Regions from separate parts of the Homo sapiens genome. Here region 2 is linked to region 1. Evidence: read pairs that join two places in POLR2A ChIA-PET (ENCODE). Cell type or tissue: PC-9. All regions are shown on one strand. Each heading gives the region's core, and the rest is flanking DNA. Links, peaks and the distances in the headings are about the cores only. Region 1 holds the start of TXNRD1-AS1 (TXNRD1 antisense RNA 1). Region 2 overlaps CHST11 (carbohydrate sulfotransferase 11).

Region 1 (2,500 bases), core at 1-2,500:
TGCACCTGTAGTCCCAGCTACTCGAGAGGCTGAGGCAGGAGAATTGCTTGAACCCAGGAGGCAGAGGTTGCAATGAGCTGAGATCGTGCCTCTGCACTCCAGCCTGGGTGACAGAGTGAGACTCTGTCTCAAAAAAAAAAAAAAAAAAAAATTCCTCTATCCTACATCCCTCTTTAGCTCCTTTCCTATTGTTGTTTTGTTTTGTTTTGTTTTTATAGCAAAACCCCTTTAAGAGTTGCCTATACTTACTCCCTCCATTTCCTTATTTTCTGTTTCTTGCTGAACTTCTTCTAATTAGGATTTCTTACCTACCACCATTTTCATAAGTGACCTCCATGACTCAGCCCTTACCTTATAGGATTTCTTGGCAGTGCTTGAAATAGTTGATCTTCCTTTTTGGAGCACTTCTTCATTGGCTTCTGAGACACCACACAGTCTTGGTTTTCCTCCTACCTCCTGCCAGCTCCTTCTTAGGCTCCATTGCTGGGTTCTTTTCCCCTTTTGCAGTTTGAGCGTGCCAGGGCTCTGTCCTGGGCCATCTTTATTTCTCTAAATACATTAACTCCTGGGTAATTTCATCTAGTCCCATGGAGTGACAGTTAATTTTATGTGTCAACTTGGCTAGCATACGGTGCCCAGTTGTTTGGCAGATAAAAGCATAGATGTTGCTGTGAAGGTATTTTTTAGATGTGACTTACAATGAAATCAGTAGGCTTTGAGTAAAGCTAGTGACCCTCCATAATGTGGATGGGCTTCATCCAATTAGTTGAAGACCTTAGAGAAAAGATGGAGGTTTCCCAAAGAGGAAGCAATTCTGCACCCAGACCACCGTTAGTCTCAAGATTGCCACATCAATGCCTGCTTGAATTTCCAGCCTATCAGCCAGCCTTGGAGTTTTCAGACTTATCAGCCCTCACAACTGTGTGAGTCAATTCTTTAAAAAAAAGAAAAGAAAAAAATCTCTCTATATATACATGTATCCTATTGGTTCTGTTTCTCTGAAGAGCTGTGACTAATACACATGGTATTAAATATCTTTTATGTTTGACACCAAATGTTTATTTCTAGCCTTGACTTCTCCCTTGAACTCCATACTTACATATCCAACTGCTTAGTCAACCTCTCCATTTGGATAATAATAGATCTGTTAACCCATACTATGGATTTGTCCCAAACTATTGTTTTCCCCCACCTCCCATCTTTCTTCCTCCTCTCTGGGTGTTCCTGCTTTTCATTGAAGAGTGCTATTATTTACCCCATTGCTAAAGCCAGAAATCTAGCGTTATCATTGATTCTCTTTCTCTTACATCTCTTATTCCATCCATCTGTACAACTGTACAACATATATCTGTGCAATTAGCTTTACCTTCAAATGTATTTTTTAACCTCACTAATCAGCCTTTATCATCTCTAGCTTGGACCAGGACAGTAACTTCCTAGCAGGTCTGTATATCTCCATATCTCCACTTTTTTTTTTTTTTTTTTTCTTTTTGAGATGGAGTCTCACTGTGTCGCCCGGGCTGGAGTGCAGTGGTGGGATCTCGGCTCACTGCAAACTCCGCCTCCCGGGTTCACGCCATTCTCCTGCCTCAGCCTCCCCAGTAGCTGGGACTACAGGCGCCTGCTACCACGCCCGGTTAATTTTTTGTATTTTTAGTAGAGATGGGGTTTCACTGTGTTAGCCAGGCTCATCTCAATCTCCTGACCTCGTGATCCGCCCGCCTCAGCCTCCTGAAGTGCTGGGATTACAGACATGAGCCACCGAGCCCGGCCATATCTCCACTTTTAAGTCCCTGCCCTCCTTAGCCTATTTTCCACACAACTGAGCAATTATTTTATCATACAACAATCATTTCCTTCTCTTCTCTTCACACTCTGGCATCTTACCACATTTAAAATGAAATCCAAAATCCTGACTATGGCCTGATGATGGATGTGACCCCTGGCTATTCCTCTGACCTCACTTCCTACCACTTTTTTTCTCACTCATTAGGCTTTAGACATACTGGTTACTTTGTGGATTCTTGGATAAGTCAAGCAGACTCCTAGCTTAGGGCTTTAGTATGTTGAAGCCAGAATAAAAATGTGAGACAAGTCTCTAAATTAAAATTTTTTATTTGGAAAGAAAGAATAGCAATTTGGGGCATATATGCAGACAGGGTGGTCTTCAGTATGTCTGAAGAACAAAGAGAAGGTTAGAGGTTTTAGAAACAGGAGAGCTGTTACATATTGCTCTTCAAGAAAGTTCTTTGGGACTAGTTAGGGTTTGGGGAGCTAGCAAGCTCTGGTGAGTGATGGCAGTGGGCAAAATTAGTCCTAGAGTTTCAGCAAGTTCTCTTAGCATTTATAGATAAAGCTGGTCTCAGGTTACAACAGGCAGTTTCAGCAGTCAGGCTTGCAGAGAATTACATTCTTGGAGCAATGTTTTGTACCCTGAGTGCTTTTCCCCCTAGCCCCTTGGCTCTGATTTAATTGGGAATGACAAGAATGACCCAATTTT
Region 2 (13,492 bases), core at 2,075-4,574, 310 kb after region 1:
GAGAGATCGTCTTTCCAGCTATCTTTGCTTCTGGAGAAAAGATGCTCACAGTACTTGTTCAACAGCCGCACTTCAGCCTCCTGCACTTGCCTCGTACTCACCTTCAGCAATGCCAAAGCGCTTAGGCCTCCAGCATACATCATCAACGCCTTCTGTCTGTTAACTGTGCAACAGCTCCTCTCTGATTTGTGAAATAATTGTGTGTCCACTGATTAATGTGTATGTTTTAAAACAGTGAGATTTGGGTTGGAATAGAAGAGGGTTTTGAGATACTCTCAAATAATTAGAAAGACAAGGGAGTGGACAATTAGAAATGGGAACTAATTATGGCTTATTGAGCACTTACCTTGGGCCAGGCCCTGCTCGAAACACGTGACATGGATGAACTTATTCAGTCCCCACAACAACTCTACTAGGTAGGCAAATTGTTCTCCCCATTTTATAGGTGAGATAACTGAGGCCAAGAGATTGAGTATATTGTCAAGGACACACAAGATGGGAACCCATGTGTATCAGTTTGCTAGGGCTGCCATGACAAATTCCCACACACTGGGTGGCTTTAAACCACAGAAATTTGTTCTCCCATGGTTCTAAAGGGAGACCAGAGGTCCAAAATCAAGGTGTCAGCAGGGCCGTGTTCCCTCTGAAGGCCCTAGGGAAGAATCCCTCCTTGCCTCTTCCTGGCTTCTGGTGGCTCCCAGCAATCCTAGGCATGTCCTGGCCTGTAGCTGCATCACTTGAATCTCTGCCTCTGTCTTCCATGGCCCTCTTCCCTGTGTGTGTCTCTGTGGGTCCCCTCCTCTTCTCATAAGGACACTAGTCTGACCTCACTTAATTTAACTCATTATATCTGCAAAGACTCTATTTCCGGAGGTCACCTTCTGAGGTTCCCAGTGGATATGTATTTGGAAGGGACACTGTGCAATCCACTATATCACGGTCATAGCACGTCACAGTGGATTGTACACTGCAATCCATGGTTGCAGGTCCCTAGTGGATATGAATTTTGGAGGGACACTGTGCAGTCCACTGTACCATGGTCATAGCCAGGACCTGTTCCTGCCTTCTAGGACAAGAGTGGAGAAAAGGGAAAGAAAGCAGAAGCCTGGGTAGGCTCAGGGTTTGCCCAGGTGCTCTTGAGATGGACAAAGAATGGGCGAAAATCCCTTGGGCTTTTAAAAGGTTGTGTGGCCGGGAGGGACTGGAGCCCTGGGCGAGATGCCTGCCTGAGTGAGGTGGGGTTGCTGGGCACAGTCAGACTGTGTGAAGACTGTGTGAGTGTGAGATTATCCTGGGCAGAACTAAACAGCTTTCTGGACTCAAGGGGAGGAGGCAGGTTTGGAGTTAATGCCCCGCCATGCTTGAGTAGCTTAAATAAAGGTTACCTGGACTATTTCCTTTCTCCAGCAGCTACGTTACTCTGTCTCTGAAGCCATGGGGGAACCCCAGAGGCAGACATCAGCGTGTCCAGGTTGTAAAATCAGACTTGGAGCGCCAGGCAGGGAAGAAAGCACTTCGGCATGTTTTCTGCCTCACTGCAAAATAAATGTATAAGCATTCCAGGGAAACTGCAGGGAGAGGGGAACATTCTTCAGCAGGCAAGGAAGGATAAATGCAAAGTAAACGTATAAGGCTTATAATTACTCATTTGAAGTGTGTAAAATGTAATTAATATGATCTGTGTTGCAGTGCTGTCTCTCTTGTTTTATTTAAGTGAACATAAAATGTAATTTATGAGGACTTCCCCAGGTTAACTGCCAATATCAATTCCTTGAACTGCGTTTTTTCCACAGCGTCTTAAGTTTCTCAGCAATAAAGTTCTTCTACTACTGTGGGGGTTTTCAGGGACAATTTATGCTGAGGTTTGGGGTAGGGGCTGGTTCTCCTTTACCCCAGACACTCACACCCTCCGCCCCTTAGGCCAGCCTGAAGATGCCAATTCCTATCAGTTATCTTCTCTGTTAATGTGAGGTCTTTTTCATGTCACTGTGATGACAGTGGTATACAGAAAAGGCTTCTAATAAAATTAAACTCACAAATCTAGGAAGCTACCTTTAAATTTCGAATCTTACTCTTCTATTCATAAGCCTTCAACAGATACATTTAGGGTGGCCTTTAATTAATATTTGGTCCTTTAACACACTTAATCTTCTGATAACAATTTAAATTGCATCTAAAATGTCATCTATTTACAGTTATTTTTGAATACTTCATTTGCCCAATTAATGAACAAGCATTTATTTATTCATTTGTTTATTTATTTTGAGATAGGGTCTCAAGCGGTTGCCCAGACTAGAGTGCAGTGGCAGGATCATGGCTCACTGCAGCCTCAACCTCCTGGGCTCAAGCTGTCCTCCCACTTCAGCCTCCCCAGTGGCTGGGACTACAGGCGTGCACCACCACACCTTGGTGGTGTTTGTATTTTTTGTAGAGATGGGGTTTTGTCCTGTTGCCCAGGCAGGTCTCGAACACCTGGGCTCAAGCAATCCACCCGCCTTAGCCTTCCAAAGTGCTGGGATTACATGTGTTCACCATCCTGCCCGGCTCAAGTATTTACATAATAGAAATCTAATGCCTCAAACTTAGAAATATGGTGAATCTTAAGATTTATTTATTTATTTATTTATTTATTTATTTATTTATTGTTTCAGACTCTTCAATTCGTTAGAGATTAAGTTTGTTTTTTGTTTTTTGTTTTTTTTTTTTGAGATGGAGTCTCACTCTGTCACCCGGGCTGGAGGAGATTAGGTTTTTTAAAATGCTCTAGTATTATATATAAACTTAGATTTCAGCTTAAAATTTCAAATCAAATAAATTGTTCAATTAAGTCTTTCATATTGTATTGCAATGTAGATCTATTCAAAGAGGCCAAAATCTTGAAAATATTAATATTATGGGTTGATTCTTAAACATCTCTATACTTATTTTAAAAACAGTTTTATTGAAATACTATTTACATGTAAAATTCACCCACTTTAAGTGTAGAATTCAATGAATTTTAGCATATTTATAGAGCCGTACAGCATCCCCGCAGTCTAATTTTAGAACATTTCCATCACCCTAGAAAGAAACTCTGTGTCTATTTATTGTCACTTGCCATCCCCACCCCTGGCCTTAGGCAATTGCTGGTCTACTTTCTGTGTCTATGTACTTACCAGTTCTGGACATTTTTTGCACTTCATTTGCAATCATCCTAGGTTTTTAAGAAAACAATTTTGGCATCTCAAACAATATTGGGGTCACCTTCTCAAGCCACTTTTCGGGTTACAGCCTCAGAAGGCTGAAGCTGCTTTCTTCAGAACTGAGCTCTGCTCTGAGTGGGTTCCTGCAGCCTATGACCCAGACTTGAGTCACAGACTGGCTCATTCCAATGTCTTGCCGCCAAAGACCAGACCCACCCAGGTGGCTTCCTTATGTCTTGATTCCTTCCTTGCCTGCCTCGGGCTCACAAACAGCTTTAAGACTTAGTTAAGTGAGAGCTGACTGAAGTCCATCCCGGTGATGTTTGACCTAAGGTCACTGTTCTAAAGTTCTGTACATGACAGCCATGCTCCATTGCCCACCTGCCATCCTTACAGCACCAACTTGGAGGCCACCAGCCAACCTGCTCACCAGCAGCCTCTGGGCTCCGCCTCAGGGTGTTGCTCCACGTCCCAGCAAAACAGCTTAAAAAGCAAAACCGCAGCCAGGAGTTGCATAGATACCTGAACACCCGTGTTCATAGCAGCATGAGTCACGGTGGCCAGAAGGTGGAAGCAACCCTAATGCCCATCAGTGGATGAATGAATAGTGGTATGTATGATGGGATATTATTCAGAATAATAATATGTCAGAATAACGAAATTCTCATACATCCTACAGCATGGATGGACTTAGAAAACATTACGCTAAGTGAAAAAAGCCAGACACAAAAGGACAGACACTGTATGATCCTACTTGTATGAAGTACTTAGAATATTCTAATTCAGCTGGGTTTGGTGGCTCACATCTGTAATTCCAGCACTTTGGGAGGCCGAGGTGGGTGGATTGCTTGAGTCCAGGAATTCAAGGCAAGCCTGGGCAACATGGCGAAACCCATCTCTATAAAAAAAATTCAAAAATTAGTCAATGATGGTGGCCTGTGTCTGTAGTCCCAGCTACTCTGAAGGTTGAGGTGGGAGGATTGCTTGAGACTGGAAGGCAGAGGTTGCAGTGAGCCAAGATTGTACCACTGCACTCCAGCCTGAGTGACACAGCAAGATCTTGTCTCAAAAAAAAAAAAAAAAAAATTCAAATTCATAGAGACAGGAAATAGAATGGGGGTTACCAGGGACAAGAGAGACGGGAATGGGGAGTTGTTATTTAATAAGTACAAAGTGATGTATAGTTGGTGATAGTTGCACAAGAATGTGAATGTACTTAATGCCACTGACCTGGACACCTGAAAGTGGTCAAAATGGTAAATTTTATGTTATGTGTATTTTATCACAATAACAAAAAAGCAAAACTGCAGTTGTATTATTTCTTGCCTTGAAGAACTTATTCAAGGGTTCTGGTTTGACTACAGAATCAAATGAATGCTTTTTCGGTTTGGCCTCAAATCCTTTTCTGGGATGACTTAAAGTTCCCAGCACTTTGGGAGGCTGAGGCAGGCGGATCACCTGAGGTCAGGAGTTCAAGACCAGCGTGGTCAACATGGTGAAACCCCGTCTCTACGAAAATACAAAAATTAGCTGGGCGTGGTGGCACATGCCTGTAATCCCAGCTACTCGGGAGGCTGAGGCAGGAGAATTGCTTGAATCCGGGAGGAGGAGGCTGCAGTGAGCCAAGATGGCGCCACTGCACTCCAGCCTGGGCAACAAAGCGAGACTCTGTCTCAAAATTAAATAAATAAATAAATAAATAAATGAAGATGCCTCACCCTAGCTGGCCCGTCCCTTGGCTATTAGGTGCCGCATGACCCTTGTAAGTACCTACACCCAGGCCCCTGGCCTCGTTGGCCCCATCTGGCACAGTTTCTCCCCCTCCTCTTCTCCAGATGGCCTGCACGTGCGCTGTCTATGTGCGCACCTGTTCCTCATGTCTAGCTGATCCAGCATCCCCAGACTCTTCCAAGATACAAATCCCCTGGGGTGCTCATCAAGCTTGAAGCTTCCCAGGCCCCTTTGTAGGAGAATCTGATTCAGAAGGGCTGGGAATATATGTTTTTTAAATAAGTACCTCGGATGACTCTTATCAGGAAAGTTTAGAAGACCTTGGACTGGGGTGACTGTATTTCAAAACGGTTTAGTTTCCTGTCTTTTGGGAAAGGCACTTCCATTCATTCATTTATTCATTCAGCCCTGAATTTAGGCCCCTTTTAGGAACCGAGGATATTGTGATAGACAAGACAGTCCAAGTCCTTTTGCTCATGAAACTTAGGGTCTCGTGGTGGCAACAGACAACAGCCAATAAAGCATTTAAGATAAAAAGACAGGAGAGAATCAATGCCTTGAAGAAGCATATGGCAGGCGGGGCGCAGTGGCTCATGCCTGTAATCCCAGCACTTTGGGAGACTGAGGCGGGCAGATCACTTGAAGCCAGGAGTTCAAGACCAGCCTGGCCAACATGGTGAAACCCTGTGTACTTAAAAATGCCAAAAATTAGCTGGACATGGTGGCACACGCCTGTAATCCCAGCTACTTGGGAGGCTGAGGCACAAGAATTGCTCGAACATGGGAGGTGGGGGTTGCAGTGAGCCAATATCGCACCACTTTACTCCAGCCTGGGTGAGAGAACGAGACCCTGTCTTAAAAAAAAAAAAGAATATAGCAAAGAATGGGAGGAACAGGAGAGAGAGGAAGTGAGGCCATGGGAGACAGTGTGTCCAGGGAAGCTCTCTCTGGGGACCTGATGATGCGGTCAGAGGGCAGAGTAAAGAAGAGAACAGTTGTTGGTGTTGGGAGAGGGACTCCAGGCTGACAGAGCAGTGAGTGCAAAGGCCCTGAGGCTCATGCTTGGTTTTTTGGAGAAAGAGCAAGATGACCAGTATGGTGGAGGAGGGGCAGAGGCAGGCGGGGCTATATCATGGGGGGCCTCTGGGCCGTGGAAAGACTTTGGATTTTGTTCTAAGATGGTGGCAGGTCTTTGGAGCAGGAAGGCTGTTATGATCTGATTTACGTTTCTAGAAGATTATTCTGGCCGCTGGTAGAGAATAGAGTAGGGAGGCCAGGGTGGCAGCAGGGATACCAGTTAAGAGGTTTTTGTCATAGCCCAAGGGGAAGGCGATGATGGCTTGTACCAGGGCGGTGAGGACAGAGACATGCTGATGGGTGGGGCATAGCAGACAGAAAAGGGAATTTAAGAAAATTCCTCACTGTTTGGTCACAGCTAGGGGCATGATGGTGGCATCCACTGTGATGGTGAACATTGTGGGAGGGAAATTTTAGCTGTGGAAGCCATGAGTTCTCTTTATCAATGTTTAACATATTCCATTCATAAGCACCCTCAAATTGAACTTAAAGGAAGAGTCAAGTCAAGGCCAGAGGTCCCACAGCAGGGCTGGAAAGCACACCTGTGGGACTTCTGGCCTTGACTTGACTCTTTCCAGATATCTGAGTCAGACGTTTTCAAAGCATGCACCATGACCCACGGGTGTGTTGTAAAATGGATTTAATGAGTTGTGACTAGTAGTTCATAAAAGAACAATAGAAAATGTTAGTTTGTCACACATAGTAAGGATAGTACTTTTAAAATAAAACTTGTCTCGGTTTTCTATATATATTTGTATGTAAATCACATGCAAAAAGAGAAAGGGATGAGGCCAGGAATCAGGAGATCTTCATTTTAGCTGCAACTCGGCCTATAGCCAGCAGTGTGTCCTTGGACAGATCACCTTCTATCCTGCACGTCCATTTCTTTACCTGCAAAATGGGGTTAGGGATGAGGTGGTTTAATCTTTTAATACCTGGCACCTCCTCCCCTCCCCTCCCCTCTTCTCCCCTCCTCTCCCCTCCCATCTCCTCTCCTCCCTTCCCCTTCTCTCCCTTACTCTCCCTTTCTCTCTTCTCCCTTCCCGTCTCTCATGCTCTCAGTGGGTGGGCAGCATACCCCACTGGCCAGGAGGATTATGTTTGAGGTTTGTGTCTTAATCTGTTCAGGGTGCTACAACAAAATACCATAAACTGGGTGGCTTATACACAACAGAAATTTATTCCTCACAGTTCTGGAGGCTGGGAAGTCCAAGACCAAAGCATTGGCAGATTTGGTGTCTGGTGAGGCCCTGCTTTCTGGTTCATAGACAGTCCCTTCTTGCTATGTCCTCACATGGTGGAGGGGGTAAGTGGTCTTTTTTGGGACGTCTTTTATAAGGGCACTAATTCCATTTAAGAGGGCTCTACCCCCATGACCAAATCACCTTCCAAAGTCCCCACCCTCTAAAATGATTATCTTGGGGGTTAATATTTTAACATGAATTTTAGTGGGGACACAAACATCCAGATTATAGCACTTTGCGTCCTGCCATTTCTCTTGCTCAGTCAGAATCAGTTTTGAGGATACTTTCCCTAACCACGTAGATTCATTCTCTTTCCTTCTGTGAAAGTCATTGGACTAGGTGGTCTCTAAAGGGCCCTTTTTGTCTTAGATGTGCCTGATGGTGCACTAACCTGTCAGGTTGACAACTGATTTGTACTTGGACAGGGATCTTATACTTTCGGAAGTAGGCATGCTGTCTGGGCATGTTTCTGCAGATGGGCCAGAATTCTCTAAAAGAGGGAATGGGTTGGCTGCTGGGGCCATTGGTTTGGGGGACTCCATTTGGTGACCCAGTTCTTCTCCTGGCCGGTAAATATTTTAATGTATACACTATATTCTTCAAAGCTGAGTATTAGAGTCCCCACTGGAAGGCTTCCATGTCAGTAAATCTCACGGCTCTTGGATGAAGCTGCATCTTTTCCCAAGCTATACCAAGCACATTCACGTAATTCTTAGATTTACTCCCTTGACCTTCATATGCCAAGTTTAATTCACTTTAGTTCTACAACCACCTTCTACAGGCTGGGCGTCGGGAGGGGCTCTTGCTTTGAGGAGCTGGAGTAGGAGAGGCCAACACGGGAATGGCTATGATATAGGTTCAGATTATTCTCAAATCAAATCAACCCCAAATCCCTCAGTATTCTTCAGTGAATTTGCTTATAGGGTCTCCAGTAAGGAGAGAGAGATTTGGGAATGGTTTTAATGGCTCTGAATTGTCCCTGTGGGAGGGACTGGGTGAGGGAAGGAATGGGAAGTTGGAAAACTTAAGTTTGATAATGGCATGAATGACAGGTTAGGCTGAACCCTATTTTCACCTCACTGTTTCGAGGCTCCTGAAAAGTCAGTTGTGAATACAAGCGTGCTGAATGTTTTGTAAAGCTCCTGAAGGCCTGATTGGTGGGAGGATATCGGGTCAACATTTGGGACTGCCTATTTGCTTGGTCTCTATCAGTCCCAAACATCTGTAAGCTGTGACATGTCCCATTTCCCAGGAGTGGGGGAAAGCATGCTGGTTTGTGGGTTTGAATCCCAACTCTGACATTCACTAGCTATGTCGCTGGGTCAGTCCTTAACTTCTTTGAGCCTCAGCTTCCTTGTCTGTAAAATGGGTGTGATACGACCTACCTCCTGGCTGGTGGTAAGTAATAGAGAGAGACAGTAATGAAGGCTCATGTTTACTGGGTCTTGGAGAGTTCATTTAAGGCACATCACAGCACCACGACAGCATATCATATTAATTTTTCTTTTTGATTTAACTACTTTGGCTAAGGTAATTAAACCACTTTGAGGAAGCATTGGCACTTTGAGAAGAATTTTTCAGGAGAGAACATGCTAACTCCTCTTCTTTGTTCATTTGCTATTAGTAAGTCATTTGGTCTGATACCCTTTAGTAGAATATCTTTGGTTAAGTCCTCAGATCACTTGATCTGTTGTTTTTATTCATTTGACACAAACATACCGAGTACCTGCTATGCACGGAGCACTTAGGCAGTGGACAGGTAGAGAGGGGCAAACCTGGCAGGTGAGGGGCTTGGCCAGGCCCAGGTGTGATCTCCAGCCCTGCTTTGGGACCTCTGGCCATTCTGTCCCCACACTGGGCCCAGTATTTTCCTCTGCAAATGAGCAGGGTGACCAGACGAGGGCTAAGAAACCCTCAGACTCCAAACATGAGTTTGGATTCAAAGAGCTACAGGATCCTTGAAATAAAATGAAATCTCACAGAGATAGTGGTTCCTGGGTATTTTTAAATCTCGGAGTGGATTAGCTTCAGATGTAGTTTTCGGGAGGACTTATTGGCTTCTGTTTACCTCTCATATTTATGAGAACGGTTTAGGATTGAACCATGTCTAAGCCAAACTGTGATGTAGAAGGCTTCGGGCTTCTGTACTCTCCCTCCTCTTCTCCCCCATCCCCGCTTTTATTTTGCTTTTTCTTCTCTTTCCTCCAGTTCTGGTATTCCTTCCAGAAATCAACTTAAACAATGCACTTGGGTTCTAAGTTTCTTCTTTTGCATTTAAAAGGAGAGTAGGGCTTGACGTGGTGGCTCACGCCTGTAATCCCAGCACTCTGGGAGACCAAGGTGGGAGGATTGCTTGAATGCAGGAGTTCAAGACCAGCCTGGGCAACATGGCAAAACTGTTTCTACAAAAAAATTGCAAAAATTATCTGGGCATGGTGGCATATGTCTGTAGTCCCAGGCACTGGGGAGGCTGAGGTGGGAGGATCGGTTGAGCCTGGGAGGTAGAGGTTGAGATTGGGCCACTGCCCTCCAGCCTGGATGACAGAGCGAGACACTGTCTCAAAAACATAAAAAATAAAATAAAGTAAAAATAAAAGGAGAGTGTTGGCAGTGCTGAACTCAACATAATGTTAGTCATTGCTAAGGAGAGCTTCAAGGTGCCTCTGTTAGAGGTCAGATTCTTCCCACTCTGAGATCCCCTAACTCTGATTCCCTCCTGGGAGAGCTTCAGGTTGCAGCTGGGTTACCGAGACAAGGAGTTTGTCCTAAAAGCTACCCCTGTGGCCCATGCCCCACTGAGCTACAGACTACCAGCTCTGCTTCTATATAAGGTTTTTTTTGGAGGGGATGTCACTATTTTTGTGTTATTATTAGAAAATGATAAAAACCTCACCACCAGGGGTTTTAAAACCCTGGTGGATTGTAACCAGGTAGAGATTGTTCTCACAGCTAGGTGTTGCTTTTCCATTCCCTGCCTCTCCTGGCCTCAGATTCTTTCCTCCTACACCAATTACTGTTTCACTGCTCCCCACCCACCACACCTTCCACCTTGACTCCCCAAACCTGAGCAATTCTAGGGCTTGTTTAACCCATGGTTCTACAGGGAGATGCCCCACCGCCCTGTGTTTGGAAGTTAGGAATTTAGAGTTGGAAGGGACTTAGCGATCACCTGGTTGAACCTCTTCACCTGACGAAGGAGAAAACGAGGCCCAGGGAGACCTTGTTCAAAGTGAAGATCTTAGTTTGGTGGCAGAGCCAGGGCTGGGATCCAGCTCTGTGGCTTTCCACATGGACAGTTTTTGAGTGCCATGGACCAGGCTAGTTGAGTGCCATGGACCAGGTGCCATTTCATTCCCACTACCACCTTATAATACAGGCATTATTAACTGCATTGCATAGTTGAGTTTCAGAGATTAGGAAGTTGACCCAAGGTCCCAAGCCTAGTTAATGGGTAAAACTAGGACTTGAATCCAATTCTGGTTGAAGCTTCTCCTTCCAAATGGTGTTGCTGGGTGAGCAACTCATCTTGGTTTGCCTGGAACTTACTTGGTTTTAGCACTCAAAGTCCTGAATCCTGGGGATCTCCTTGGACCAGGCAAACTAGACTGGTTGGTCACTCTAGTTTCATCACAGTGACCTCAGAAGAGGATGAGGAAGAGCTGGGAGATTTAATGTCCTTTGAGGGCTGACTTTGGGTCCCCCAGGTACAAAACAGAATTGCCTGTCTTTGCAGGAGCAGCTCCTTCTGAAGGAGCTGGGTATTGCTCACTCCTCTAACTTGATGAGGTTGAATCAGACACTGTTCTGTCTTGACAGATGGGCTGGGCCACACTGCTAGGGTTCCAGCATGAATTTGTGCATTTGGAAAAAACGTTTCTGCAACTGCATTGCTGCTCTGCACTCTCAGAGTGTGGAGCAGATGAATCATGCCCAGCCTGTTAGCAAGTCCGGAGATTTGGAAAGTGTCCGAAGTCAACCGAGTATTAGAGTTGTTTTGCCAGCGGAAGGAGCAGAGACCCATCTGGACTTGGGTGATTTAGTACAGCAGTGCTTCATTTCGAAATGTTGAGGGAAGTGACAGTCCAAAAATGGTAGGAGTTGTAAGGGTAAAAGCGTCTTTTACTGCCTTTCGAGACAGCACGGTGAAGAGCACCAGTGCTGGAAATAAACAGACGTGGGTTGTCAATTTGCTACTTGCCCTTGCTGACTGTGTGATCTTGGACAAGTTACTTAACCTCTCTGGGCTTCAGTTTTCTCAAGTGCAAAGTGGGACTAGATGATATCATTATTACATCTAACTTAAAGTGTTTTTTTATGAGGATTCAATGAAACAATGTGAGAAAAAGGCTGAGCATTGTGTCAGGCATCAGATACATGGTACATTCTCGCTACGTGGTAGTTTATTTTGTGAGATATGACTTCCGTCCCTGGTTCTGCTGCTAGCTACACTGGGCAGTTCAGGCAAGCATGTAAGGTCTCCGAGTTTCTTCTGTAAATCGAGGGGATTGGCCTATACTCGAATCCCTTGGAATTCTGAATGTCTTTGGTTTTAGGACATGCGTGAGAGGCAAGTTCCTACTCAGGGTCCCACAGTATTTCAGTTCTATGTCTTCAGACCTGAATTAACAATCCAGCATCTCCCCTGCATTCCAGCAGCACTGAGAGGGGTCACAGGGAGTCGCCCAGAGAACCAGGTGGGCTTCATTCCTTTGTCCTGAGCCAGCTCTCCGTGGGCTGCTCTCAGTTAGCAGACTGGGAATGGAGTGTCCACTTGAAAACAACGTGCTCTTCATTACAATGAAACAAACACGAGCGGCTTGAGTTTAATTTTAGCTTCATTTATGTATCGTGGGAGATATAGAACTGTTCCTGGGTCCAAGAAATCATACTGTAAATTGAGCTAATTAGATTCTTTAAAAAAAAATCTTTAATCCCATTGATTTGAGTTTAGAGAGGAGAAAACAAGTGTTGTGGCTAAATAAAACTCCCAGTGGGCGGGGTGGACAGCAGAAGCCTGCCGTTAAATGTCCTCAGGGCCTCAGGGATTTCTTTTGCGGGGCTTTTGATCATCAGACCTTTCATTTTTCAAAGGAAAAAAAAATAACCATAGCCTAATGCTACTGGCAGTTTTCTCCTTATATAGCAAGAACCAAACCTCTCTGATGCTCTTAAAGGAAGTGTTAAATCTTCTATCATTCATAAACCTTTTGAGTACCTACTACGTGCCAAGCACCACAGCAACAAATGAATAGGTTAGAGAGAGGCTCTATCCCCAAACCCAGTGCCTGGCGAGTTGCCCTGCACATCGTAGGTGCTTGATAAAAACTTGTCGAATGAATGAGTGTAATGAAACCATTAATTAATAGTTTGCCATCACAGCATTTTGATGAATCCTGTTGTATTTTGGACTTGTCCTGGAAGTGGCCAGCCAACCAGGTCTCAGGCCAGGAGGAGACTAGGGAGATGTTTGACTTACCTGTCAGTGAAGAGGTGACCCAGTGTGGCAGCTGAGACCATGGGCTGTCTAAGGCAGAATTCTGTCTCCACCTCTTTCTAGTCATGAGACCTGGGCAAGTTACCTAACCCTGCCATGCCTCAGTATTCTCATCAGTAAAGTGAGAATGGTAGTAGTACCCGCACCATGGGACTGTTGTGGGGATTAAATATGTGAACTGCTTGGCGAAGCATTGGTGCCCTCTAAAAGTTAGCTGCCACCATCTGGGCCTTGGTTACTCAAACTTCCCTAATGCCACTTGTAAGATACATGTGAGGTGAATATACTCATGTGCATAATTGCTGGTCCTTCCTTTGCATCCCAGGCAACAGAGTAGGTCCTCATTGTTACCATTTACATATGACTAGCCCAGAAGTCATTTGTGGCCCCTGGAAACCAAAAGCCCCCAGTGGTCTAAACCTGAGAGGGTACAGTGGAGCTCAGCTTCTAGGGAGGGTCCGAACCTTCGCACAGCATCAGCAGTAGGAGATGTTCTACAGCTCTTATTGTAGATGCTACAGTGTCTTCTGAGGTAGATGGAGCCAGGTTGTGTGGAAATTGTTTATTCTGTAATTGGATGCTCAAGAATCAGAAAGCATAAAGAGTATAATTTGTGTCTCTCTTCCCCATGGTGGGGAAGTCTTATTAAAATGCAGATTCCTGGGCCTTAACTTCCATCTCCCCCTCCTTCTGATTCAACAACTCTGGGATGAAGCCCAAGAATGTGCCCAGAAATCTGCTTTTTTAACAAGCAATATCATGGG

The links. Peaks named below come from ENCODE experiments on the same cell type or tissue, not always from the same donor. Only the 100,000 strongest peaks of a DNase experiment are listed, where the experiment ranks them.
Region 2: POLR2A ChIA-PET joins it to region 1 with 21 read pairs; 2 of 35 experiments call an interaction of 5 or more read pairs at or near these places.

Annotation. Positions count from the first base shown.
Region 1 is chr12:104,279,933-104,282,432 of GRCh38, forward strand. All of the region lies in intron 3 of TXNRD1 (thioredoxin reductase 1), which reads left to right. It overlaps TXNRD1-AS1 (TXNRD1 antisense RNA 1), which reads right to left and starts at 911. Exons shown (of 2, transcript XR_007063431.1): 1 at 352-911. RefSeq lists a silencer at 2,139-2,433. In PC-9, for the core only: no CTCF peak of the experiment used is centred there; DNase peaks (open chromatin) are centred at 1,009, 1,859 and 2,369; H3K4me3 peaks cover 1,658 bases; H3K27ac peaks cover 2,500 bases.
Region 2 is chr12:104,585,152-104,598,643 of GRCh38, forward strand. The region is part of intron 1 of CHST11 (carbohydrate sulfotransferase 11); the gene reads left to right. MIR3922 (microRNA 3922) reads left to right here and starts at 6,482; the gene lies at 6,482-6,565. In PC-9, for the core only: no CTCF peak of the experiment used is centred there; a DNase peak (open chromatin) is centred at 3,470; H3K4me3 peaks cover 2,308 bases; H3K27ac peaks cover 2,500 bases.